Regions from separate parts of the Homo sapiens genome. Here region 2 is linked to region 1. The links are chromatin contacts, found by Hi-C or POLR2A ChIA-PET in ENCODE. All regions are on one chromosome and are shown on one strand. The core of a region is the stretch at or near the end of the contact, and the rest is flanking DNA. Distances in the headings are between cores, read along the strand shown. Region 1 holds the start of TAFA2 (TAFA chemokine like family member 2). Region 2 has its middle 240 kb from the start of SLC16A7.

The links. Hi-C counts contacts between places; a loop is a spot of excess contacts on that map. ChIA-PET counts read pairs that join two places held with the same protein, here RNA polymerase II (POLR2A). Pooled maps may share reads with other maps.
Region 2: a loop to region 1 is called in a map of B cell, with 5 times the contacts of the local background. The contact joins the enhancer-like site here to the promoter of TAFA2 in region 1. A Hi-C loop is called at or near these places in 5 of 168 maps with a recorded cell type or tissue (B cell, CD4-positive, alpha-beta T cell, IMR-90 and 2 more), 5 of 37 single-sample maps with no recorded cell type and 14 of 50 pooled maps. POLR2A ChIA-PET finds 5 or more read pairs at or near these places in 1 of 52 experiments (activated naive CD4-positive, alpha-beta T cell).

Annotation. Positions count from the first base shown.
Region 1 is chr12:62,191,276-62,194,220 of GRCh38, forward strand. TAFA2 (TAFA chemokine like family member 2) reads right to left here and starts at 1,498. Exons shown (of 5, transcript NM_178539.5): 1 at 1-1,498. RefSeq lists an enhancer at 890-1,423 and a silencer at 2,793-2,945.
Region 2 is chr12:59,838,376-59,841,075 of GRCh38, forward strand. No RefSeq gene overlaps it. Among named protein-coding and RNA genes, the nearest start is that of SLC16A7, 240 kb to the left of the region's middle. Within about 2 kb of position 1,301, at least 2 of the 41 ENCODE cell types and tissues checked have a DNase peak (open chromatin) inside an H3K27ac peak, as active enhancers do.

The DNA of each region.
Region 1 (2,945 bases), core at 248-2,747:
GGTGGCGGCAACACCTAGCGATGCTCCTGCAGCTTTTGCGGGCCGGCGCCAGCCTTATCGCTCTCGCATCGCTTCCAAGATGCCAATCCGCCGTCACCATCCAGGGGCATAGGGAACCGAAGTCTGGTGCTGTGTGATCGTGGAGGGCGGCGTGTGAGTGTGGCCCTGAGCGTGCGAGTGTGCGCGCGCGTGTGTGGATGTGTTTCCTCCTCCGATGGCAAAGACGGTTCAGGAATCTGACATCCAAGCTGGAATCCCCCTGAAGCGGGTGAAGGTGAGCCTGATCCTTCTCCCCGCTTCTTTATTCCACAGTGTCAAAGTAATCAAAAGATTTGTTTACTGAGGAAAAGCCAAAGTCCCGCAGCCCTTGGCAGCGCCCGCGGTCGCCTCCTGTCCTCGCCGGATGCGCGCGGTGCGCTCAGCTCCCTGGACTGCAAGAATCAAGGCGGTCTTGCTGCAATTACCGCTCTTATTCCATCTCTGATTTGTTTGCTTTTAAGGCCGACTAAAGACTTTTCCTCTCGCCTCACGTCGTCTCTCCCTCTCACACACACACACACTCACACATCCTCCGTTCCCTCTCTCCCGCCCTCCCTCTTGTTCTCTGGGGAAAGGCAATTGGACAGAATGATTCACCTTCAGGAAAGCAGCCTCGGCCACGCACTTCTCGAGTTCCCTGGCTCTCGCAGGTACCGGGTCTCCAACGTGGCGGAGTTGCTGGGAAGCTCGGGACAGGAAGGAGGAGAGGCTCTGAGCTCAGCCGATGTCCCCCCTCCAGACGCCCGCGTTCCTCCGTCCAGGTGCCCCTGTTCCCACTGCTCGCAGATAGGTCCCCGCTGGTGCCCTCGCGGAGACTTGGCGCCTTCCACTCGAATCCACTTAGCAGCAACTCCTGGCCAGCTTCAGCCCCTCAATCCCGCCTCGAAGTGCTGCGGGCAGAGCCCCACGCAGCCCACCCGCTGCCCTTCTAGGCATCGTGGGCTGGAAGGAAGGGAAACCCGCCGATGTCCCCCTGGTAGCAGTGCCCTGGCACCGTCACCACCGAGGAGGTGCGAGTTCCAACATCGAACACAAGCGAGCAGGTGTCGCCTGTGTCACTTTGCTAAAGGCGGGAGGGGAGAAAGAAAGGAGCGGGGGGAGGGGGCCGAGGAAACAAATCCAGATCACCGGCGGAGAAAGAAGCCGTTTAGCAAGCAAAGCCTCCTCTCCGCGTCCCACCCCAGATGCTATACTGTCAAAAGACACTGATGCTAATCTTTTAGAAAGTCGCCATAAAGGGCAGAGCCCCTGCTCCACTCTAGAACCCTATTCCACCCAGCCTGGCTGTCCAGTGAGTACAGAGTGACTTGGCTCCCCCGTATAGTGCAGCGAGAATGCAGGAGAATAGGTCCTGACACTCCAGGTTGAGTTAAGCAGTAAAATGGAATGGCAGGGCCGGGCGGCGTTGCCTCGCCTCTCTCTCCCAACAGCCAGTTCTGTTAGCCCCAGCAACTGCCGTTGAGAGCAAACAACGGTCCTGCAGAAAAAGAACGAGACAGTAAAAGATGAGGAGGCAACTGGTATAAAAGCTGGACTATGTCTCCCTCTAGAGGGTCAACCGGATTAGAACGCTTTACTAGATGTAACAGACCAGTTTCTCTCCATAAAGAAAAAGAAAAAAATATCTGGTTTCAGATAATTTGCATTTTTACAAATTACAACTTCTCAAGGATTTAGACGGAGGATTTTCACTGCAGCCCTATTAAGCAAAGCCCTTGCTAAAGGAACGTCGTGATATTCATGACGCTGGAAGGTCATGTCCTTACATGTTTGGTCAAATTGGGTGTCGGTTTAAGCGCTGTGCATATGAGCTCAAATGAAGGGTCTTCTGAGGCTCACTTCGATCATGTTTGGAGATGAGCAAAACCTTAATCTAGTGATTAGAAGACTATTCAAAAATGAATAATTAGTAAGAATGAATTCAGAAAAAGAAAATCTGAAACAAAGAAAGGGAATGCTGACCCAGGAAATTTTACAAGTCCTTTACAAGGAAAGATAACTCAAGAATCTGGTTTTGGAGCCAGTTTTCATACCTCTTTTTCAACTAGACCAATAATGGTCAAGATAGCTAAATTCCTTCCAGCTCTAAAGGTCTGTGCTTTTATATAGCTGTGATTCACTGAAACCATTGACAAATTAGGTATCACAAGCTCTCTTCACCAGCTATAAAATAAAAGTAATACTACATACCATATTTACAAAGAAATATAGAATATGTGCTTCACTTAGCTATTTTATCTTAACATGCTTAGTAAATCAACCATATTTTGTATCTAAAATGCATCAAGTAATTTAATTATGTTGAGGTGGTCATTTTTATAAAAAATAGCTCCACCGATTTTATAAAGTTTTGTTACATCAGTCCAAATCAAGCTAGGTCCCATCTGTAACCTTAACATTTAGATTTTTGTGAACTTACTATTTGAGCTGGGGGTTTGCTTTCAAAATGTTTCTGTATGTTCAAAAATTGTAAAATGTGTATTAAAGTTATTATTAAACACCCTTCCATTCACTCTGAATTTCTGGAGCAGTTCTATTTTAACTTGATAATCTAAATTAGCACAGTCATAAAGAAAGAAAAGAATGTATTTTTTAAATAGCTGAGACTAGTTGAAATCATTTAAAACAAAGCACCAAAACTAAACAAGGCAAGTTTTACCGTAACTAATTGCTCTATGGCATATTTGACTTTGTCTAGTAGTATACAGCAATCATTTGTTTCCAAGGATCTCTCAGATAGTCTCTTTCAAAAGATTTATGCCATGTGATTAAATATTTCATTCCACTTACATAGTAACTTATATCCAGGAAAGCAACGTTTACATTTTAAAACACCTGGCACTGTTGCACTGCAAATCTTACAGTATTTTTTTGTCTGCTGTGTTCAATAGTGTGATGAAATTCAA
Region 2 (2,700 bases), core at 51-2,550, 2.4 Mb before region 1:
CTGTGTATTTGGTGCTGTTGTAAATGGTATTTTTAAATATTGAACTGATTTTTCTTGTCCTTTAACATGTTTTACTTTTGTTGAAATGTTTTATTGTTGAAAGACTTACATGATGTATTAGATAACAAGAACGGAGGTATATGGCCATTTGTGTGAGGTTTTATGTTATTTTGGCTAGGAGTTGTACTGTGTTCAATATTTGCTTTAGCCATATGTTCCAGAGACTTCACATTCTATGAGATTCTGTTTTTTTATTCTCTACTGTCTTTGGGCTTCCCTAAAAACTCATATGTAAATAAAGTCTGTGCCTTGCAGGTTTTTTAACTGTTCTCCACTATTACTCACTATTACTATATACACTAGTACCCTGTTGATGTGGTGGTAGCAAGTATGTTAAAGGAATCCTTCTATAATCTTATGATGGGATCTTAGTCCTTTACTAGACCTGTGTTCCTGGGCTGTGATCTACACCAGTATTTCCTAGTTTTGTTCTCCCCTTTCAGGTGAGACAGAATTGCTAGATGGGAATGAAGTTGGGTAAACACCGCTCCTGTTGGGTGTAATAAAGCTCTGAGAAGTCTTTTTCCCAGGATAGTAGGTCTTTGTTATAGAGAATGTCCCGGGCATTTTTTTTTTTTCATTTGATGAGTTTAATGCTCAATGGTAGCAACTTATTGTACAAGATGACTCCATTGCCACAAGAGAGATATGTCTGCCGATAGGGTCACATATTCAGATTGGCTGGATATGGCACTATCATCCCTGGGCAGAAGGCAAAAGCAGTTAAGCCATGAAGTCTTAATACACAAGCATCATGATGCTGCCCTAATGAGAAAAGTGCTCTTTCTATGAAAGATGATCTCTCTCCTCTTCCTTTATTAGTACAATAACAGAGAGTGCAAAGGGAAAACAACATCCTAAATATGGTAGAATCATGATCACGTGCAAGAGAGGCAAATGGACAAATAACATAGAACTCATATCAGAAAGACATTATCAGAAATGTGGGGAGCCACCTGGAAAGAAAAGGCAGTCCCCAGAAAAAAAAGCCATGAGAAGCAGCCATTTTGCAAAGCCTCAATAAAATATATCTATAAATATGTACATTGAAAGTGAGCTAAACAACTACATAAGCAGAAACCAAGTTTGGTCCAACCCTTCTAATGAAAGAAAAAAACCAGTTTCAGCAAAGACAATCATGAGACAAGAATTAATTATCTACCATGCATAGAAGGAGATTAGCAGACCAAGGGCAACACGCCCTTGTAACCACCACTCTGGGCATATTTCTGAGTGAATATTTTTTCCTCTCTGTGCCAGAATTCATTCTTGCTTCAAGATCTTTGCATCTGTAATTTCCTTCTGAGAATCTGTTTCCCCCAGATATCTGAGTCATTTGATCCCTCACTTCCTGTAATTCTCTGCTTGAAAGTCATATTCTTATAGAGGCTTTTGCTTATTAACTTTTATATAATATGTTGTTAATACCCCCAACACCAGCAGGCTGGCATTTCCTCCTTACCCTTTTAACTCCTTGTTATTGTGCGTATTTCTATGTTATGTTTATAAATATTTTCTGGTGGTTTTGGATTATTATCTGCTTCCTCCATTTGTATTAGAAACATGATGGTAGACTTTGCTTTGTTAGCTAATGTAACCCTGGTGCCTAGAATAATCCTTTGCACATAGTAGCATCACAATAAACATTTGTTGAATTAATTTCAAGAATATTATGGGTTATTAAGTTTTTCTTTAGCTATACTTCATCTTCTGTTTAACATTTAAATTGCTTTTTCTCTGTTTAAATTTCAATGGTTATATTACTCATTTTTAGCAGTTCTATTTTATTACTCTCCAAATATGCTGTGTCTTCTCTGAGTGTCTTGCTTCCTAACTTACCTTGGTTAATTAATTATCTTCTGTGATCTGACAACCTCCTGTGCAGATCTCTACTAAAGCACTAATCACACTGATTTATAGGTGCCTATAAGCCCTTAAGCTGCACCTTTGCAAAGACATCTGTATTTTGTCTTTCCATCATTAATGTCTTTATTCAACAGTCATCGAATGCCAGTCAGCTATGTCTTGTATGCAATATTAGGTGCTAAAGGAAAAAAAATGGAAAAAAAAGTTAATCATAGTCATTGCTCTCAATAATTGGTTGTCTAGAACAAGAATTTGGCAATAAGTAAAACTAAGAATAGTAGTAATAATAATTTTAATATTAGTGTAATACTAATAAGGAAGAAGGAAAGAATGCCTGTTACCCTTTAATGAGAACGACTATTTGCCATGTACTGTGCAAATCCTTTCCGTGCATTATTTTTGCTGACTGAATGGGAGAATGAATGAATGCTTCATCTACTTGAATTAACAATTATTATTGCATACTTCCATGGGGAAAGCTTTTACGGTCCTCATTAATGATGGTGTTTAGTTGATTTTGTAATCCCTCTGTACTACCAGAAAAACCTATTTGAAGAAGAGCATGGAACTGGGTAGTCTGTCTTTGGAGAAGAGACTTCAGAATCACCTCAATCATGGAATCCTTTGAGGCTCTCCTTTCATACATCTGTCCACTTCTTACTTCCTTCTAACATTTCTCTAGCCCAAGACCCTCCACTTTGGGCCACTATGCCTTATTTCTGGAATTTGTCTTTGTCTTTGTATGTAGTGGAGTATCATATCTATTCTCTTTTC